2 separate regions of the Homo sapiens genome follow, and region 2 is linked to region 1. Evidence: read pairs that join two places in POLR2A ChIA-PET (ENCODE). Cell type or tissue: PC-9. All regions are shown on one strand. Each heading gives the region's core, and the rest is flanking DNA. Links, peaks and the distances in the headings are about the cores only.

Region 1 (10,422 bases), core at 722-8,721:
AAATTATGGAAACCATCTTTTCCTTGCATAAAAGTTGGCTCAAACAACTAGTTAAGATTAGGTTTGATTAGAAGAAATAGAAAACCCTACTGCAGCGACTTACACAGGAAAGGTTTATTTGTCTGGGTCAGCAGAAGGACCAGGGTCAGCCATCCAGCGGGTACAGTGGCCCCAGCACTGCCGGGGGGGCACCAGGCTACTCTGTCACCTGAGTGATGGCTGTCGCACCCCAAGGACCACCCTGCTGTTTCCAGGAGAAGGAAGGGCAAGTAGAAGATGAGAAGGGACAACCTCCCTGATGACTTTTGCTGACCTCACATGGTTTCCCTGGGCTGCAGGGGAGGCTGTAGGTCTAGGAATTATAGGTAGGCACATTGCTAGATCAAACAGAATTGGAGTTCTGTTAGAAAGACAAAAGGATAAGTGGATTTTTTTCTTTTTTGAGACAGGGTCTCACTCTGTCACCCTGGCAGGAGTGCAGTGGCACAATCACAGCTCACTGCAGCCTCGACCTCTGGGGCTCAGATGATCCTCCCACTTCAGCTTCCCAAGTAGCTGGGATCACAGGCATGTGCCACCATGCCCAGCTAATTTTTTAAAATTTTTTGTAGAGATGGAGTTTCACCATGTTGCCTAAGCTGGTCTTGAACTCCTGGGCTCAAGCGATCCACGTACCTCGGACTCCCAAAGTGCTGAGATTAAGGCATGAACCACCGCACCTGGCCAGTAAGTGATTCAGTAGGTACCATGGTCTGAAAGTTTGTGTCCTCCCAAAATTAATACAGTGGATTCCTAAGCTCCGAGGTGACAGTCCAGTCTTGTGTGCATGATGACATGAAAGTCAACAGTGGGTGACATATAAGACAGTGATTCCACAGGATCATAACAGAGTGAAAGATTCCTATTGCCTAGTGACATCTGGATGATCCTGACCCTTTGTAGGCCTAGGCTAACATTCGTGCTTATTTTATTTTTTATTTTCTTGAGATGGAGTCTCACTCTGTCACCCAGGCTGGAGTGCAGTGGCGCGATCTGGCTCACCGCAACCTCTACCTCCCAGGTTCAACTGATTCTCATGCCTCAGCCTCCTGAGTACCTGGGATTACAGGCGCCCGCCACCACACTTGGCTAATTTTTGTAATTTTAGTAGAGACAAGGTTTTGCCACGTTGGCCAGGCTGGTCTCTAAGTCTTGACCTCAGGTGATCCACCCACCTTGGCCTCCCAAAGTGCTGGGATTACAGGTGTGAGCCACCACACCCGGCCTAATGTTTGCATTTGTATCTTCATTTTGTACCAAAAAAAAAAAAAAAAAATTAAGTAAAAAGGAATTTAAATTTTTTAATAGAAAAAAGCTTACAGAACAAAGATATCAAACAAGAAAATACCTTTGTACAGCTACAGCTTTACAGTGTGTTTTAAGCTAAGTGTTATTACAAAAGAGTCAAAACGTTTTTACAAGCTGATAAGGTAAAAATGTTACAGTAAGTTAAGGCCAATGTATTATTGTAGAAAAATATTTTGATTGCTTTAGTGTAGCTTAAGTATACAGTGTTTACAAAGTCTACGGTAGTGTATAGTAATGTCCTAGGCCTTCACATTCACTCACCACTCACTCACTGACTCACTGACTCACCCAGAGCAACTTCCAGCCCTGCAAGCTCCATTCATGATGAGTGCCCTAGACAGGTGTACTACCTCTTATCTTTTATACCATGTTTTTACTGCACCTCTTCTATGTTCAGATACACAAATACTTGTCATTGTGTTACAGTTGTCCACAGCATTCAACACAGTAACATACTATACAGGTTTGTAGCCTCGGAGCAATAGGCTACACCCTACAGCCTATGTGTGCAGTAGGCTATCCCATCTTTGTTTGGGTAAGTACACTCTATGATGTTTGAACAATGAGACATTTCTCAGCATGTATCCCCACCGTTGAGTAATGCATGACTTTATTAGAAGGTAGGGCCTTTGGGAGATGATTAGGTCCAGGGTTAGTGCCCTTATAAAGAGGTCCTAGACCAGGCGGTGGCTCACACCTGGAATCCTCACAATTTGGGAGGCCAAGGCACATGGATCACCTAAGGTCAGGAGTTTGAGACCAGCCTGACCAACATGGTGAAACCCTGTCCCTACTAAATACAAAAAAATTAGCCAGGTGTGGTGGTGCATGCCTATAATCCCAGCCACTTTGGAGGCTGAGCCAGAAGAATCACTTGAACCCTGGAGGCAGAGGTTGCAGTGAGCCGAGATTGTGCCATTGCACTCCAGCCTGGGCAACAAAAGTGAAAACTTCATCTCAAAAAATAAAATAAATTAAATAAATTTTAAAAATAAAGAGGTCTTAGAGAGCTGCCTCACCCCTTCCGCCATGTAAGGACACAGTGAGAAGGTGCCCTCTATGAACCAGAAAGTGAGCTTTTCACAGACACAAATCTGCTGCTGCCTTGACCTTGGACTTCCCAGCCTCCAGACCTGTGAGAAATAAATGTCTGTTGTCTATAAGCTACCCACTTTATACTATTTTGTTATAGCAGCCCAAATGGACTAAGACAGTAGGGTATCAGTTCAGCTGCTGTAACAAAGATAGAAAGCGAACAATGACTGAAGTACAATAGACCATTATTTCTTAGCCAGTATTATTTCTTAGGTAAAAGTCCTGGTAGTAAGGCTACAGCAGGTATGGTGTATAGAGCAGGTATCAAGAAGGACTGAGGCTTTGAGAAAACAAGAATGAAAATGGCAGATAGGCCAGGCGTGGTGGCTCACACCTGTAATTCCAGCACTTTGGGAGGCTGAGGCGGGTGGATCACGAGGTCAGGAGATTGAGACTATCCTGGCTGAAATGGTGAAACCCCGTCTCTACTAAAAATACAAAAAATTAGCCGGGCGTGGTGGCGGGCACCTGTAGTCCCAGCTACTCGGGAGGCTGAGGCAGGAGAATCACTTGAACCTGGGAGGAGGAGGTTGCAGTGAGCCGAGATCATGCCACTGCACTCCAGCCTGAGCGACAGAGCGCGACTCCATCTCAAAAAAAAAAAAAAAAAAAAAAAGGCAAATAATGTCTTAGCATTCTTATGAAAATTAATATTTGAATTTTTAAATTATTATTATTATTTTAACCTCTCAGCTCCCTTGAAAGGATCTTGAGGAAACTCTAGGCAGTCCCCCAAACACACTTTGAGAACTACCACTTTAAGATCACACCTCTTTAATAAATGAACAAAAGGATAAAGACATGGCAAACAACAACTCAGTCCCTAGGTCTCACACTCACCCTCCATTCCAATTTTCCACTTAAAAAGAAAAAGAGTGATAACTGAAATGTTAGAGAAAGTATGAATCATCAATGGGCAACAACCACTGCTGGGAAAATGACACCGAGGGGGAAAATCCTCATTTGCAGAAAGGCACAGAAATGTCTCTGTTGGCCGGGCGCGGTGGCTCACGCCTGTAATCCCAACACTTTGGGAGGCCAAGGCAGGCGGATCACGAGGTCAGGAGATCGAGACCATCCAGGCCAACATGGTGAAACCCCAATCTCTACTAAAAATACAAAAATTAGCCTGGCATGGTGGCACGTGCCTATAATCCCAGCTCCTCGGGAGGCTGAGGCAGGAGAATCACTTGAACCCGGGAGGCAGAGGTTGGAGTGAGCTGAGATCGTGCCATTGCACTCCAGCCTGGCAACAGAGCAAGACTCCGTCTCAAAAAAAAAAAGAAAAAAGAAAAAAAGAAATGTCTCTGTTAGGTCTCAGGATTATATATTGTAACCAATGTTACAAAGGGACAGGAGTGGTGGGAATTTCTAACATGGTGCCCCCAAAGATGTTTTGCCCTTATCCCCAGGACCTATGACTATGACACGCCATCAGTACCATGCTGTGGTGTGTTGTGAGTCACAGCTTGCGTTAGGATAAGATTACCCGGTTGGGCCTGACCTAGTCCCAGGAGCCCTGAAAAGCAGAAAGCTGTGTCCAGTGAAGGCAGAAAGGGAAGTCAGAGAGATTCGAAAGTGAGAAAGTGCCTGAGCCATGACTGGCTGAAGAAGCAGGGAGCCACATGGGAAGGAATGTGGACGGCCCCAAGGAGTGGAGAGAGGCCCTGGCTAATAGCCAGAAAGGACATGGGGCCTCACTCCCGCAGCCCTGCTGTATCCTGCCAGCAGACAGGAGCTTGGAAGGGACTCCGAAATCCAGATGAGAACACGACCGGCTGACCCACCCACGTGCTCCCAACCCTCTGACCTATGGAGTTTTGAGCTAACAAAGGGTGCTGTTTAAAGCTGTTAGACTTATAATCATTTGTACACAGCAAGAGAAAACTAAAATACCAGGGCAGGAAAAGGAGCGTGTCCCCAGGCCCTAGTTCATGCAGATAAAACCTGTCTTGGATATCAGAGGCAAGGGGAGAACACCCCCACCCCTGGTGAGATACACCAGGGACAAGTTTAGATGAACCACCTGAAAAAGCATCAGAGAAAGTGAAAGAGCAAAGAGCAGAGAGAGGGACTAGGGACATGTGGGAAAGAACCATGAAGTGCTAGCACCTTCCATAAAACACACAAACAAAGGGCTGGAACAGAAACACCCCCACACAGCAACAATGAGTTTGGGGAAACGGTAGTGATATTATCCAAAGGGTAACGGCTCCCAAAGTGAATGAATGCTTCCTATTCAATAAAGCAGTAAAGTACCGAGGTGGCCTGGAGAGCACGGCCAGCCACCAGCTGCCTGGGAGAGCGAAGGTGCCCAGGAGACCGACTGCATCGGCACCTGTTCCCAGGAGCCTCTCCCACCCACAAAGCCACAGGAATAGCAACCAGCAGTGAGTCACCGGGTCACCAGAGAAAAACCAGCAAAATGTCAGTCTCCGAGCAAGCTTCTCTATCATTGGATTCCTAGCCAGGGTGGTCGTTGAGAATCTTCCAGGCCGTCCTCCAGCCTGCGAACGCAGGGGAAGTACGGGGAGGTTCTAGTGAGAATCTGGGCTGTCGTCTGGGCCCCATTTGTAAACCCCAAACCACAGCCCTCTTCCCTGCCCTTAGGCGTTCCCTGCCTTCCTCTTCCTCTTCCTTCCTTCCTTCCTCTTTCCCTTCTTTCCTCCCTTGCTCCCTCCCTCCCTTCATCAGATATTTACCGAGCATTGTTCCCTGTGAGTCACTGTGCTGGTGTTGGCGACACGGCCAAGAACAAGCCTAACAAAGTCCCTGTCCTCAAGGAGCCTACATTGTGGTGGGGAAACCGATGATAAAGAAGTAAAAAATATACAAACGAACAAACTGGATAAGGAAGGTTGCTGACAAGTTCTAGGAAGGAAATAAACAGAGAAAGCCACGCACATTGTGGGGGGTCAGGGAGGAGCTTGGGAGGAGACATTTGCACTGAGGCAGCCACGCACAGAGCTTCGGGAACTCTGTTTCAGAGAAAAGGAATAGCAGATGCAAAGGCCGGGAGGTGGGACAGGGCTTGGGGAGCTTCTAAGAAGGGGGTGGGGAGACTGTGGGGAGCATGGAAGTGGAGGTGAGGGAGTAAGGGGGACCAGTCAGGAGGCCAGGTTCTGGGACAGAGACAGTAATGCCTTAGGCTGGGGTGGAAAGGAGTGGACAGGATGGGTCCACAAGACCTTTTTGGAAAGGTGCCAACAGCACTTGTTCATGAGAACGAAAGGAAACAACAAATCATCTCTGTTATCATTGAACACTTAGGGCACGCCAACTCTGGTAAGGCCCTGCCTTCAGCCCTGGGATACAAAGAAGGATGAGGTCTGGGTCTTGCTTTCAATGAGGTGACTGACTAGCCAGAAACATAATTTTACAAAGATAAAAAAGAAGGCCCTTGCTCTGGGGCTGACATGGTTAGGTTTTGTGTCTCCACCCAAATCTCATCTTGAATTGTAAACCCCATAATCACCACGTGTCAAGGGAGAGACCACGCGGAGGCAACTGAATCATGGGGGCAGTTTCCCCCATGCTGTTCTCGTGATAGTGAGTGAGTTCTCACGAGATCTGATGGTTTTATAAGGGGCTCCTCCCCCTTCGCTTGCCACTTCTCCTTCCTGCCGCCTTGTGAAGAAGCTACTTTTTCCCCTTCACCTTCCGCCATTATTGTAACTTTCCTGAGGGCTCCCCAGCCACGCAGAACTGTGAGTCAATTAAACCTCCTTCCTTTATAAATTACCCAGTCTTGGGCAGTTCTTTATAATGGTCTGAAAACAGACTAATACAGGGGCTATGTAAGTGAGACAGATAATTCTCACTCCAGTTATGCTGAGAGGAACCTGGACTCCGAGAGCACATCTGATCCATGGAAATACTGTCTGTCTTCACCTGTCTTGAGAAGCAGAGCAGGCAATGGGATGAGGGACGGATAGAGACATTCCCAAACATTACTGGTGAAAGTGTAAATCAGTACAAGCTCAGGAGAGGGCAACTTGAGAATTTCTAGAAAAGGGAAAATTTGGGTCCTGATGTGTGAAGCGCCACAGAAAATCGAGCCAGTTCAGGCCCCTGCCTTGTCCCTACCCAGCTGAGCTGCAAGGAGGCTGCTCTGCAGAGCTCACACTAACCCACCTCCCTCCAACACAGGACCCCAAAACAAATCTTGCCTATAACAGGTAGCATGCTGGAAAACCAAGACCTCAGATGATGCAGCTGGCAGAGTCTCAAACCTATGCTACTGCCCAAGGTAGATGGAGGCAAAGCAGCATGCCCTCCTCCCATAACCTGCTCCCCAAAGCGGCAAGCACCCCTCCCATGACTTGCTCCCCAAAGCAGCACACCCACTTCCCATGACCTCCCCAAAATGGTGCATCCTTCTCCCACGACTTGCTGCTGGATCCACTGATTCCTACACCAGCTCTCCAGCTGGGACAGCCACCCTTCCTGTCCCCAGCCACCCTGCTCTGTTAAGACCATGACATCCTATTTGCATCTATAACTCCCACCAACAATAGCGGGACCCAGGTGCTTATTTATGAAGATATTACTGTACATGTACAAATCTCAAAGAATCATCTAAAGAACGATTATTAACAAAAAAAGGTATTTTGTTTGGTGGCTCAAGACAAAATTAGTGGTGGCTCAAGACAAAATCAATAGCTTTTCTATGCAAAAACAACGGCCAGATGGAATATGTCATGAAATAGGAGACCCCGTCTGTAATACTCATAAAAGGAAATGAAATACCCAGGAATACATTCAACCCTAAACATGAAAAGTCCTTATGAAGAAAACTTAAAATGCTACTGGGAGACGCGATGAGTAGCCTGGATAGATGGAGTGGTGAGCTTTGTTCTTAGGCAGAAACGCTCATCGTCATAAACCTGTCATTTCTGCCTACGTTAATGTAGAAATTTGAAACAAAGCTTGTAAAAAAAAATACCTAGACGATGTTCTTGAAATTCGCAAGCTGATGCTAAAGTTCACATGGGAAAATATGCTGTAAGAATAACCAAGAAACTTTTGAAAAGGAACGTAATACAAGTAATACAGAAGACGAATAGATGATAAGACGTGAAGTTGCAGCAACTGAAACAGAATAGTACCTGAAGAGGCAGAGCTGAAAAGATTAAAGCGGCACCATATAATAAAAATAGAATGTGAGGCTGGGCACGGTGGCTCATGCCTGTAATCCCGACACTTTGGGAGGCTGAGGCGGGTGGATCAAAGAGGTCAGGAGTTTGAGACCAGCCTGGCCAAGATGGTGAAACCCCGTCTCTACTAAAAATACAAAAATTAGCCAGGCATGATGGTGGGTGCCTATAATCCCAGCCACTATGGAGGCTGAGGCAGAGAATTACTTGAACCTAGAAGGCAGAGGTTATAGTGAGCTGAGATCATGCCACTGCATTCCAGCCTGGGTGACAGAGGGAGACTCCATCTCAAAAAAAAAAAAAAAATAGAATGTGAGCTACAAATATAACATTAAATTTTCTGGTAGGCACAATCACCAAGGGGAAGGAAACAGGTGAAATTAATTGTAATAACATATTTTATTTTATCCAAATATATCCAAAATAGTTTCACTTCAATAAGGTAAGCAATATAAAAATTGGTAATGAGATATTTTATACATATATATTTTTAGTAAGTCTTCAAAATCCACTGTGTATTTTTTATTTATAGCCCATCTCAATCTGGACTAGTCACACTTCAAGCACTCAATACACACATATGGCTGGCTAAATGGCTAGTTTATTATTCACCTTAGGACTACAAAAATCCAGAAGCAAATACGTAAATACATCTTCTGATTTAGTAAATTTTATAGCTGGCATTTACATTAACGGAGAAAAGATGGATTATTCAACAAATGGTATCAAGACTTCTGAGAGCCATCTGGAAATACATACATTTTAATCTCTATCTCACTTTTTATACCAAAATAGATTATTTTAATCCCTATCTCACTTTGTATACCAAAATAGATTCTGGATGAATTAAATATTTAAATGCAAAAAAAAAAAAAAAGGAAACCAAGTTGTAGAAAAAAAATAGGTATTTTTAATCCTCTTGGAATGAGGAAGACTTTACTAAGTATGAATCAAAAAAGACTAAGTTCAAAGAGGTACAAATTAAATAAAAATCTACATGGTTGGAAGCACCATAAACAGACTCACAAGTGACCAACTGAGAAAAGAATTATAATAATATTGCAGATAATTTTCTGAATACACAAGGAGCTCCAAAATAATGAGTTAGGAAAGACCAACCATGGAACAGAAAAGTAAGAGAAAGACACAGACACTTCACAGAAAGGGAAATACAAACAGCTTTGAAACACGTGGAAAGATGCTAAGCTGACTAATAAGACAAAGCTGTAGGCCGGAGCAGTGGCACACATCTGTAATCCCAGCCACTTGGGAGGCCAAGGCAAGAGGATTGCTTGAGGCCAGGAGTTTGAGACCAGCCTGGGCAGCATGGTGAGACTCCATCTCTAAAATTTTTTTTTTTTTTTAAACAAAGAAGACTCCATGAAATACCATTTTTTACCTATTCCTATTAACAAAAAATCAAAAATTTTACTAAAACCCTATAGGGATGGGGTATGGATAAAGACATTCTCAAACATTGCTGGTAAAAGTATAAATCAGTATAAGCTCAAGGAAGGGCAACTTGAGAATTTCTGTAAAAGGGAAAATTCACAAATATCCACTGTATAATCCCACTTTCAGAAACTTAGTTTTATAGATATGTTCACATGGACTCAAATACAGACGGTAGCTACTTTCTATCTGATGTGGTCCAAACTGGTCATTAATAGGTTAATTTTAAACATGGAAAATGGGAAGAATCTCCCCCCAAAAGTAATTTTAATTTCAAGCAAATAAATGTGCATTCACTTGCAAATCTTATGATGTAAATCAGAGGCCTCTTTCGTCCATATCGGTCAACTGATAAAAGTTCTGTTTCGTCTATTTTGCAAAAACCTTGTTCGTAATACTTCATTTACAATCTTCAGATTTTGTTTCTTTAAAGTGGTGGAAAGACTTAAAGACACCTGGGGAGAAATCTGGAAATAGAATCTCCATTTTTCTAATTCGTTGCCAAGTCTTTTTTTTTTTTAACAGCTGTCTCTACTATGCCTTATTTGACAGAAATTTGGTGATTCAATGTTAGCAAATCTCTTCAAATCTGAACTTTCATTAAAATTACATAACATTTGATGAAATCAAATGATGGCAGCAAGTGCAGCTAAAATAAATAGTTGGATTAATGAACAACTGACTCAGGTTGCACTGACGACAGGGCTGCAAGTGTTTGGAGTATAATGGGCAGCAGAAACACAGAGTGTCTATTATCCATGCATCTCCATCCAGGCAAGGTCAACTCAGAGAACGTCTATTAAATATCCACCAGGATATTCACTGCATCACTGTTCCTAAGAGTAAAGGACATGAAACAATCAAAATGCCCCTCAACAGGGAACTGATTAGATAACTCACAGTACCTTCATTTGATGGAATAGTACCCAGGGTGTTTTTTGTTGTTGTTTTTTGTTTGTTTATTTGTTTTTGTTTTTTTTTTTGAGACCAAGTCTCACTCTGTAGCCCAGGCTGGGGTGCAGTGCCGCGATCTCAGCTCACTGCAGCCTCCACCTCCCAGGTTCAAGCGATTCTCCTGTCTCAGCCTCCTGAGGAGCTGGGATTACAGGCAAGCGCCACCACAACCAGCTAATTTTGTATTTTTAGTAGAGACGAGGTTTCACCATGTTGGCCAGGCTGGTCTCAAGCTCCTGACCTCAAGTGAACCACCTGCCTCGGCCTCCCGAAGTGCTGGGATTACAGGTATGAGCCACTGTGCCCAGCCTGTTGTTGTTGTTGTTTGCTTTTGTTTTTAAATAAAGCAACATATATGGATGTGCTAAGATGGAACTCCTCTGTCCAAGATGTGGTGAAATCAGGCTATGGAACAGAC
Region 2 (10,422 bases), core at 1,636-9,635, 140 kb before region 1:
CCATGGCTGAGAGTAGAGCTTAAGTTACGCAGATGGGCTGCAAAGATTAATTGCCATTCTTAAAGACGCCGATAGAACTATGAAAAATAAGTAGTAATAGTAGTAGTAGGAAGAAGAGGAGGAGAAGGAGGTTGGAGAATAGGGGAAGTTACCATGCTCTAGTAAACTGCAAGATGTTGGCATATGACAAACCTTGGTACAAGATATAAGACAAAATGAAATGGGATCGAGCGTATAATCCCTGTGGCTACTAACTACTGCATTAGTAGACAAAGCAACAATTAGGATGAGCCGTGAATGAGGATGTGGTGCTGTCCCTTAGGGCAGGTAATACCCAAAACATGCAGCCATACACTTGTCTATTCTCCAAAGAGCTGAACCACTGAAGAAATGGTGGTCTGAAATGGCTTGGAAGTCTAGGTGTTATTGGGAGCTTGGATTCGTCACGAGCCCCCTAGGGGCTTCACACACATACTGATTTTGCAGACTTCTACCCCCTCGAATATTCTGTGGAGAACAACCTATTTTTTTCTATCCTCTCCCAAACCGCCATGCTGAGCTCATCGCCTCTGAATTTATCTCCGTGTCAAGGAGAAGATGACAGCCAAAAGTAATACATTTTGTTTAAGTCAAGTCATGACACATCTATGCCAAATGGAGAACTCAGCTGGCAATTACCACACTGAAAAGTGGGACAAACAACAGAGCAAGGAATAGACCTAGAAGTACATTTAGGTGTCATTTCACCCACTGTATTTAACCAGAGAAAGAAAAAGAAAATGGAATTTTGATTTCAGAATCCAACCTTGGTTAATGGTTATTTGCAGAAAACTAGAAACATTTTAATTATTTTCAACTCCACACCATAACAGCTATCAAGGGAATGGAGACAAAACAAACAGGGACTTATTAAATACATAATTAATGTGCACTAAAATTCGCATATATGAATATGAGTAAGCTGGGACCATTATAAGGTATGCAACTGAAACGTGATCAATTAATTAAACCTGTTATTTGCTGGGGCTTTGGGAAAAATGGGGCCACCTCAACAGAGGAGGGAGACTCATCAGCAGATGAGATGGCTCCTTGGTGGTCCATCCTGCTTGCAAAGTAGCCAGGTATTTCAAGAAACAAAAATCTTAGAAAAGCTACAATTTTCTTTACAGTGAAGCAAAAATAAATCAAGCCCTTGTCAATCAAGACCTTAATCAAGACCATTGTCAAGCTACAAATAGATTACTTTATTCCCTCTTGCCTGGTCTCCAGTCTCCATTATAATCAAATAAAAATACTTTTCAGGCACTGCATCTGGTTTAGAAATATAGTCTGTGGCCAGGAAACAAAATGAAGAAAACTGGCAACACAGGAATGAAATCACTTGTAGCGATTATTAATAACCGTCCTCTTTTGAAATGGATTAAAGTGCAGTACAACAATAGGTTATAACATGGAAGAAGAATTCAGATATTCAGATATTCAGACCTTAAGAATGCACTTTATCCTTATCACAAAGCAGCAAATGAAGTGCTGTGCTTCCTAGCAGCCAAAGAATAAAAAAAGGTCTACACGATCAATGTCTGTCATTCCCACAGGGAGGCAAAGCTTTTCCAGGCAGTGTATTCTAAAAGTTTTATCTAGAGGCATTGGGGGATGAACAGGACAATGGCTCTAGCAGAAAGCTGACAATAAAGACTCCAGTGATTTTCATCTGACGGTTAACATCCTTTCTTTCAAACCTGAGTTAAGTCACAGGAGGCTGTTCTGTGAGAGGGGCTAAGCTGACATAGACCAATGATGTTGGCTTGGGCTGGGGTGAGGAGAGGTTGTCTACTGGCAGATAACACATAACACCAGAGGACAAGATGATGAGCTACTATTTCAGCCCTTGTGCAGCTCCTTCCATCCCCCGACATCAGACATCATGATGCTCTCGAGCCTGCTACACAAGTCCCGGCACAACTCGCAACCCACTTCAGTCCCCAACTCAGGAAATAAGAAAAAAACTCAGAACCAACAGGAGCAAGAGAATGGTATCACAGGATGACTCTGCAGCATCCTGAATTTATCAGAAACAATGTGAAAAGGCTGACATTTAAATTATTTTATTCACAATATATGTAGGACATACCCCATGACTGAGAACAGCTCTCTTACACTGTCTTCCAGAAATGGAACTCCTCCCAAGGCAAGCTTGGGTAGGCACTACACAACAAACAATTTGTGAAGTTACTTTTTTTTGCTAAGGGTCTAGTGCAGTGTCATCCAGTAGAACTTCCTGTGATCATGGAAGCGTTCTACATCTTGTGTTGTCCAACACAGTAGCCACTAGATACAAGTATTTGATGTGTGGCTAAGTCATGCTAAGGAGCTAAAGTTTGCATTTTATTCCAGTTTAACTCATGTAAATTTAGAGAACTACAGGTGGCCAGGGACTATGGAATTGGACACAGCAAGTCTAAAAGATCTTACTAGGCTGGGCACGGTGGCTCACGCCTATAATCCCAGCACTTTGGGAAGCTGAGGCGGGTGGATCACCTGAGGTCATGAGTTTGAGACCAGCCTGGCCAATATGGTGAAACCCCATCTCTACCTAAAATACAAAAATTACCTGCGCATGGTGACACACGCCTGTAATTCCAGCTATTGAGGAAGCTAAGGCAGGAGAATAGGTTGAACCTGGGAGGCGGAGGTTGCAGTGAGCTGAGATTGCGCCACTGCACTCCAGCCTGGGCCACAGAGTGAGACTCCAACTCCATAAACAAAACAATAAAATAAAATAAAATAAAATAAAATAAAAGATTGTATTAAACCATGTTCTAGCCAATACCTGGCCATGGGAGAAAGACAACTGGAAGTTATTGGAAACTTTGCTTCCTAATACAAAAATGTATTCAAATTCTCTTGCTTTAGTTTTCTCTTTAATTTACATAATAGGTAGGAGGATGGCATAATACAATCGACGTGGAAATGAGTCTTGATTTTAACCCCAATCCTAGCGCAGCATTAGACTTTCACTCTGGCTGTAGCTTCCTTGATCTGAAGGCCAGAAAGTAGGGCTCAGGCATCTGCGCGTCTGTCGCCTGTGCAGGAGATGACAGAATGTCTAAAAGTTTCCCTGCCACTTTTATTTGGGATCACGGAGGATTCCCAGAGTTGTGATTTTGCCCTCTGGGCGTTGGTGCCAACTCTCATGCTCAAATCCAACAGCGTCATTTAGAAGTGTGCTACCGGCTTCTGCCTCAGTGCACACCAGGAACATGATATGTTGAGCAAAATGTCATCCCATGTAGGAGCCTGTGCTAATTATAATGTCAGGCTTCCCACTGAGATACTGATAATTAAAGGAGAATATTACAATGTTTTCAAACTCCTGCAGTAAATGAGAAGCATCTTCAAATGTAACCTGTTGGAGATGAAAATTAAAGCCATCTGTGACGTCCCCATTTAAGACCTCCACAACCAGAACCAGACAATTTTTGAGGATCAAAGCAAGTTGAAGGCAAAAGTAGGTGGGTGGTAGAGTTTGGGGGAAGAGGAGGAGGTGGAGGGGAATTAATGTTTTCCAGGTCCTGCTGTGTTCTAGGAACCACAATACTCTTTATTTTTTTATTGAGACAGGTCTTGCTCTGTCACCCAGGCTGGAGTGCAGTGGCACAAGCACGGCTCACTGCAGCCTCTACCTCCTGGGCTCAAGTGATTCTCCTGCCTCAGCCTCCTGAGTAGTTGGGACTATAGGCATGTGCCACCACGCCCAGCTAATTTTTGTATTTTTTGTAGAGACGGGGTTCTGCCACGTTGCCCAGGCTGGTCTTGAACTCCTGAGTTCAAGTGATCTGCATGCCTCGGCCTCCCAACGATACACTCTGAATAGCAGATAACACAGTGGGTGGCCCTGCTTGTTGCTACTGCTGTCGTCTCAATAATGAACTGCCAAGTAGCTATTATCTGCATTTTACAGCTGGGAAAGCTAAGACTCTCATGATCTCACCTAAGGTTACCTACCTAGTAAAGCATTTGGTGGCTCCAGGATCCAAGTCTTGGCCTTTCTGCTCTAAAGGTTGTGCTTGTCCTATGCCTGTGGGCGACCACCTGCTTGGGTCCTGGAGCATCAGTGGTGGTGATAGGTGTGCAGGGGCCTCACAGGCATTCATTTTACACATCTCCTAGAGCACCCACAGTGGTGGGCCCTGTGTACGGTGAGGCTTCCTGCCCAGGTTTCCCTGCCCAAGTCTCCTTGCTGAACTGAGCCCGATGCATCTGGAGTGAGAACTACGCCAACGTGGTGCTGCAGACATTAACATTTAATGTGGCAAGCTTAAGAAAAGCAAGAAGCATTTCCTGAACTTCTCTGTAACTCTCTCTGAAAAACAGTGTGATCCACGGGAAGAAAAGAAACACAGAGCTCACCAGTGAGACACAACACACGGAGACAGAGTGTGAGTTAAGCTGTACCCATCATTGCTTGTGTGGCCTCGGGCTTTTTTTTTTTTGAGACAGGGTCTCGCTCTGTTACCCAGGCTGGAGTGCAGCGGCACGATCTCAGTTTTCTGCAGCCTCCACATCCCAGGCTCAAGCGATTCTCCTGCCTCAGCCTCCCGAGTAGCTGTGACTGCAATCACGCGCCACCATACCCCACTAATTTTTGTATTTTTTGTAGAGATGGGGTTTCCCCACGTTGCCCAGGCTGGTCTTGAACTCCCAGGTTCAAGCGATTCACCTGCTTCGGCCTCCTAAAGTGCTGAAATTACAGGTGTGAGCCACCGTGCCTGGTCTTGGGCTTGATCTTTAAACTTTCTAGGTCTCAGTTTCTAAAATGTAAAACAGGGACGCAAATATCTAAATCATGTATGTGGTGCACTTTATACAGCGTCTGGAACCTTGAAAGGCCCCCGTAAGTGGCAGCCTTTAGCATTATTGGTATATTTTATTATGGTCAATGATGCATGCCTTTGTGTGGTGTTCTGCTTCCTCATTAACTGAGCCTGAGTCGCCGGCTACTGAGAAGGCCCCTCCAGTTTCTGGAAGCAGAGCAATGTGAAGCAGAAGCTGTTGCATCACGGTTTCTCCTGGAAAGGTCTGTACCTAACAGTAGAATTTTCTGCTCAGTCTTTACCCCAGGAAAATGAAAAATCAACATGTTCTTTCTCATGGCTAGTAGCTCCTTTCTTGCAAGTCGGGGCCCTGGTCTCGCACTGCTGCCCCTCCAAAGCCACCCTTTGCAGCACGGGGAGACTGCACAAGGGCAAGCTGAAGGTCCAGGCTCACATCACCAATGTCAGCAGCAGCAGCCTCCCTGGCCACCTGCAGCTGTCCGCAGACTTTTCAGCATTCCAACAGATCCTCCATATTCCACACAAAATCAAAATCCACAGCAACTGCCACCTCGTTGGAAAGCAGGGCTCAAAAAACAACTTTATTTTTCTCCTGTCTATTGACTTGGAGGAAAATTCACTAGATTTTTTAAAAATGTACTATAAAAATGTATATTGCTCAAAAAAAAAAAAAAAAAAAAAAGCAGGACTCATAGACACCCCAAGCAAGTGCCATGGTAGGTGGGACAGAGATTATCCCTTTGTGTCAAAGGACTCTGCTGGATGGAATGAATGGGAAGGAACTTAACAAAAAGAACTGGCTTCAAAGAGTTCAAAGGTTTCCATATGACCCAGCAATTCTACTCCAAGGTATGTACCCAAGAGAACACAGGTCCATACAAAGACATAAACACACATAGCAGCATTACTTACAACACCCAAAAAAGTAAAAACAATCCAAATGTCCATCAAGTGATGAAACAGTAAACAAAACACGGTGTATCCATAGAATAGAGTATTATCTGGCCAGAAAAAGAAAGACTTACTGATACATGCTACAACATCAACGAAACTTGGAAGCATCATGCCAAGTGAAAGAAACCAGACACAAAAACATACATATTACATGATACCGTTTAAATGAAAGTCAGTCCCGGTTAGGGAAACTGTAGAGACAAAGTAGATTAGTGCAGGGGCTGGAGGGAGGGAGGAATGGGGAGTGACTGCTAATAAGCATGCAGTTTCTTTTTTTCCTCAGAGGTACTGCTCAAAGAGTGTGGGGTTTCTTTACAGGGTGATGAGAGTATTCAGGAATAGTGGTAGGTTGGGTACAGTGGCTTACACCTATAATCTCAGCACTATGGGAGGCTGAAGCAGGAGGTTCTCTTGAGGCCAGCAGTTCGAGGCCACCCTGGCCAACACAGCAACACCCTTGTCTCTACTGGAAGAAAAAAATTAAAATTAAAAATTAAAAAGATAGTGATGGTGGTTGCACAACCTTTCAGATATACTAAAACCACTGAATTGTGAAATTTATTTTTCTTTCCTTTTCTTTTTTTTTTTTTTTGAGACAAGGTCTTGCTCTGTCACCTTGGCTGGAGTGCAGTGGCACAACCACGGCTCACTGCAGCCTTGACCTCCAGGGTTCAAGCAATCCTCCCACCCTAGCCTTCCAAGTAGCTGGGACCACAAGCGTGCACCACCACACCTGGCTAGTTTTTTAATTTTTCGTAGAGATGGGGGTCTCGTCATGTTGCCCAGGATGGTCTCCAACTTCTGGGCTCAAGCGATCCACCCACCTCAGTCTCCCAAAATGCTGGGATTACAGGCATGAGCCACTGTGCCTGGCCTTGAATTGTGAACTTTAAAAGGGTGAATTTTATGGTATGTGAATCATATCACATTCTTTTAAAAAAGTTAACAGGGACTCTTTCCTCAGTGTGGAAGTGTAATTGACAGACCTCCTAACTACCAGTGAGCGTGGGGATGAGAAAATGCCACACAATAAAGTTGCTTGAGAAAGAGAGAGATTGAGCGACAGATCATGTGTGAGATGGAGTAGGGTCAGTAACCATTTAAATATGCCACTGACCTTGAGAAAAAGAATGTCAGCTATAATCACAAGCCACAAACGTCTGTCACTGTGAATTGGCTCATCACGAAGAACTGAGGGATAACATGGAGTTATGATAGCAGTGGAGGCAGGCAGGGGAAAAGGGCCCATGAGATATGGATGGCAGCACTCTCCCCCATTCCCTGCCATCCCCACTGCACATGTATAAGCTAAGTAAATATTACGTCGTCTTTTACTAACACCCCAAAACTCTCACTTGATGAAGGACCAGGGGAGTAAGTTGCTGAATGGGCTCATTAAGACTTAGGAATTCTTTAGAGGCTCAAACACAGAAAGCCAGTGATGGGAAATAAGGATGACACAGCTGATAGCCCATGGGAGTCCCAGGGTGAGACTAAGACTCCATAAGAGCCAGGCTTAGACTTATAAAGGAATGCTGGCTGCTGAAGACATTTCAGAACTCAAGCTAAGAATCTCTGGCCTGCATTCAGAAGATACCTTTGGTCTCTGTGGTTGGCCAAATGATGGCTCCAAATATATCCAGGTCCTCATTCCTGAAACCTGTGAATGTTACCTTTCATGACAAAGGAGATTTTTCAGATATGATTATCCTGGATAATCTGGGTGGTCCCTCAATGCAACCACAAGAATCTTTATAAAAAGGCAGAGGGAGATTTGGCACAGAAGAGAAAGCAGTGATCCTGGAGGTACTGATTGGAGTGATGTGGCCACAAGCCAAGGAATGCCTGCAGCCTGCAGAAGCTGGAAGAGGCCAGGAATGGATTATCCCCTAGAGCCCCCGGCAAGAACACGGCCCTTCCAACCCCTTGACTTTATCACAGTGAAACTGATGTCAGACTTCTGGCCTCCAGAACTGCAGGAGAATAAATCTGGATTGTTTTAAGCCACTAAGTTTGTGATAATTGGTTACACCAGCCAAAGAAAACCAAGGCAGTCCTTCATTCTGCTTCTAACTTGTCTAAATATTAAAACATCCCCAGTAAGATGATCTCTAGCATAAAGGAATAACATCTCTCTACTTCTGTGCATAAGTTGAGGGTTGAGGTGTTGAAGTGGTTAGGTGATGGTAACTCCTTGATGAACTGAGTCTGATGCAGCTGGAGTGAGAACCACGCCAACGTGGTGCTGCAGACATTAACGTTTAATGTGGCAAGCTTAAAAAAGGCAAGAATTTCACCTTTCCAAAAAAGCATTTTTATCTGATCGCAAGTCATAAATATTTACTACAGGAAAGCTTAGTTATAAATCTCACAAAAACAGGAAGAAAATAAAAGTCATCTGCAATCCTATCACCCAGGAATAACCAACCACTGTGAACATTTTCATGTCTAAATTTGGGTTCCTGTTCCCTGAAACAAAAAATCACTTTGGATTAAAATCCCAAGCATTTCTTTGAAAGCCATTATCAGGAGCTGGCAATGAGGACAGGCCACATGACCAAAACCAACTGTTGTGTGGTTCTAGCAACACAAACAGTGGTCCCCAGGCCTCTATGTCATAGCAACAACCAGCAAAACAAACTTGGCTCTTGATACTATTGAGAGGAAAATAAAAAGCATGGAATTCACCTACCCTCTTCTCTGGACCTTTAAAATAATTTCAAACACAAAAGGCAGCAAGAGTCTGCCAATGTATCATCAGGACCCACATGAGTCAATGTCCTCCCTTGGCCCACCTGGACAATGTAGAAAGAAAATTAGGCGGCTGGGAGTGGTGGCTCACACCTGTAATCCCAGCACTCTGGGAAGCCAAGGTGGGCGGATCACCTGAGGTCAGGAGTTTGAGACCAGCCTGGCCAACATGGCAAAACCCCGCCTCTACTAAAAGTACAAAAATTAGATGGGCGTGGTGGTGGGTGCCTGTAATCCCAGCTACTCAGGAGGCTGAGGCAGGAGAAGCTTGAACCTAGGAGGCGGAGGTTGCAGTGAGCTGAGATCGCGCCACTGCACTCTACCCTGGGTGACAAGAGCGAGACTCCATCTCAAAAAGAAAGAAAATTGGCTGGGTGCAGTGGCTCATGCCCGTAATCCTAGCACTCTGGGAGGCCGAGGCAGGCAGATCACAAGGTCAGGAGATCAGGACCATCCTGGCTAACACGGTGAAACCCCGTCTCTACTAAAAATACAAAAAATTAGCCAGGCGTGGTGGGGGGCGCCTGTAGTCCCAGCTACTGGCGAGGCTGAGGCAGGAGAATGGTGTGAACCTGGGAGACGGAGCTTGCAGTGAGCTGAGATGGCGCCACTGCACTCCAGCCTGAGTGACAGAGCAAGACTCCGTCTCAAAAAATAAAAAATAAAAAATTAGGACACCTAACTCTCAAACAGCCCCTCCTCTCTTAGAATGGAGGGCAGGTACCCAATGCACCAGTTCTTCTAGGTGCTCAAGTATATAATACATATTGAATACATCAAAGCTTCAGTATGTGTTATAACATTGGGCCCCCCAAAAAGAACGCAGTATAGAACTTCTTGCAAGAAGCTCCATCTATCAGGGGCAAATAAACATGTTTAAATACAGGTAATTGCATCCATCAAGAGTTGAATGAATAAAGAAAATATGGTACATACACACAATGGCGTATTATTCAGCCACATAAATGAATGAGATCCGGTCATTTGCAACAACATGGATGGAACTGGAGGTTATTATGTGAAGTGAACTAAGCCAGGCATGGAAAGACAAACTTCTCATGTTCTCACTTATTTGTGGGAGCTAAAAATTAAAACAATTGAACTCATGGAGATAGAGAGGAGAAGGATGTTTACCAGAGGCTGGGAAGGGCAGTCGGGGAGTCGGGGGAAAGTAGTGATGGTTAATAGGTACAAAAAAAAATAGATGAGTCAGACCTAGTAGTTGACAGCACAACAGGGTGGCTATAGTCAATAATATAATAATTGTACATTTTAAAATAACTACAAGTATAACTGGATTGTTGGTAACACAGAGGATAAATGCTTAAGTTGATGGGTTATGCATTACATACCTGTATCAAAATATTTCATGCAGGCCAGGCGAGGTGGCTCACACCTGTAATCCTAGCACTTTGGGAGGCTAAGGCGGGAGAATCTATTGAGCCCAGGAGTTCGAGACTAGCCTAGGCAACATGGCAAAACCCTGTCTCTACAAAAAATACAAAAAAAAAAAGAAATTAGCTGGGTGTGGTGGTATGCACCTGTAGTCCCAGCTACTCAGGAGGCTGAGGTGGGAGGATCAACTGAGCCCAAGGTTGAGGCCGCAGTGAGCCATGATCACACCACTGCACTCCAGCCTGAGTGACAGAGAGAGATCTTGTCTCAAAAAACTATGTGTGTGTGTGTGTGTGTGTGTGCACGCACGCGCATATGTATTTCATGGCCCCATAAATATACATACCTATGTTACTGACAAAAATTAAAAATAAATAAATAAATAAAACACACAAACAGGTAATTGTAAGTCAGAGTGATAATTATGGTAACAGAAGATAAAGGATACAGCAAGACAGCACAAAGGAAGGAGTGATTAACTTTGTTA

What was found. Peaks named below come from ENCODE experiments on the same cell type or tissue, not always from the same donor. Only the 100,000 strongest peaks of a DNase experiment are listed, where the experiment ranks them.
Region 2: POLR2A ChIA-PET joins it to region 1 with 19 read pairs; 3 of 35 experiments call an interaction of 5 or more read pairs at or near these places.

Annotation. Positions count from the first base shown.
Region 1 is chr17:72,973,135-72,983,556 of GRCh38, forward strand. All of the region lies in intron 4 of SLC39A11 (solute carrier family 39 member 11), which reads right to left. Among named protein-coding and RNA genes, the nearest start is that of SLC39A11, 110 kb to the right of the region's middle. RefSeq lists an enhancer at 4,770-5,270. In PC-9, for the core only: no CTCF peak of the experiment used is centred there; DNase peaks (open chromatin) are centred at 1,627, 1,707, 4,017, 4,817 and 1 weaker place; H3K4me3 peaks cover 1,205 bases; H3K27ac peaks cover 4,630 bases.
Region 2 is chr17:72,831,866-72,842,287 of GRCh38, forward strand. The region is part of intron 6 of SLC39A11 (solute carrier family 39 member 11); the gene reads right to left. Among named protein-coding and RNA genes, the nearest start is that of LINC00511, 200 kb to the left of the region's middle. In PC-9, for the core only: no CTCF peak of the experiment used is centred there; no DNase peak of the experiment used is centred there.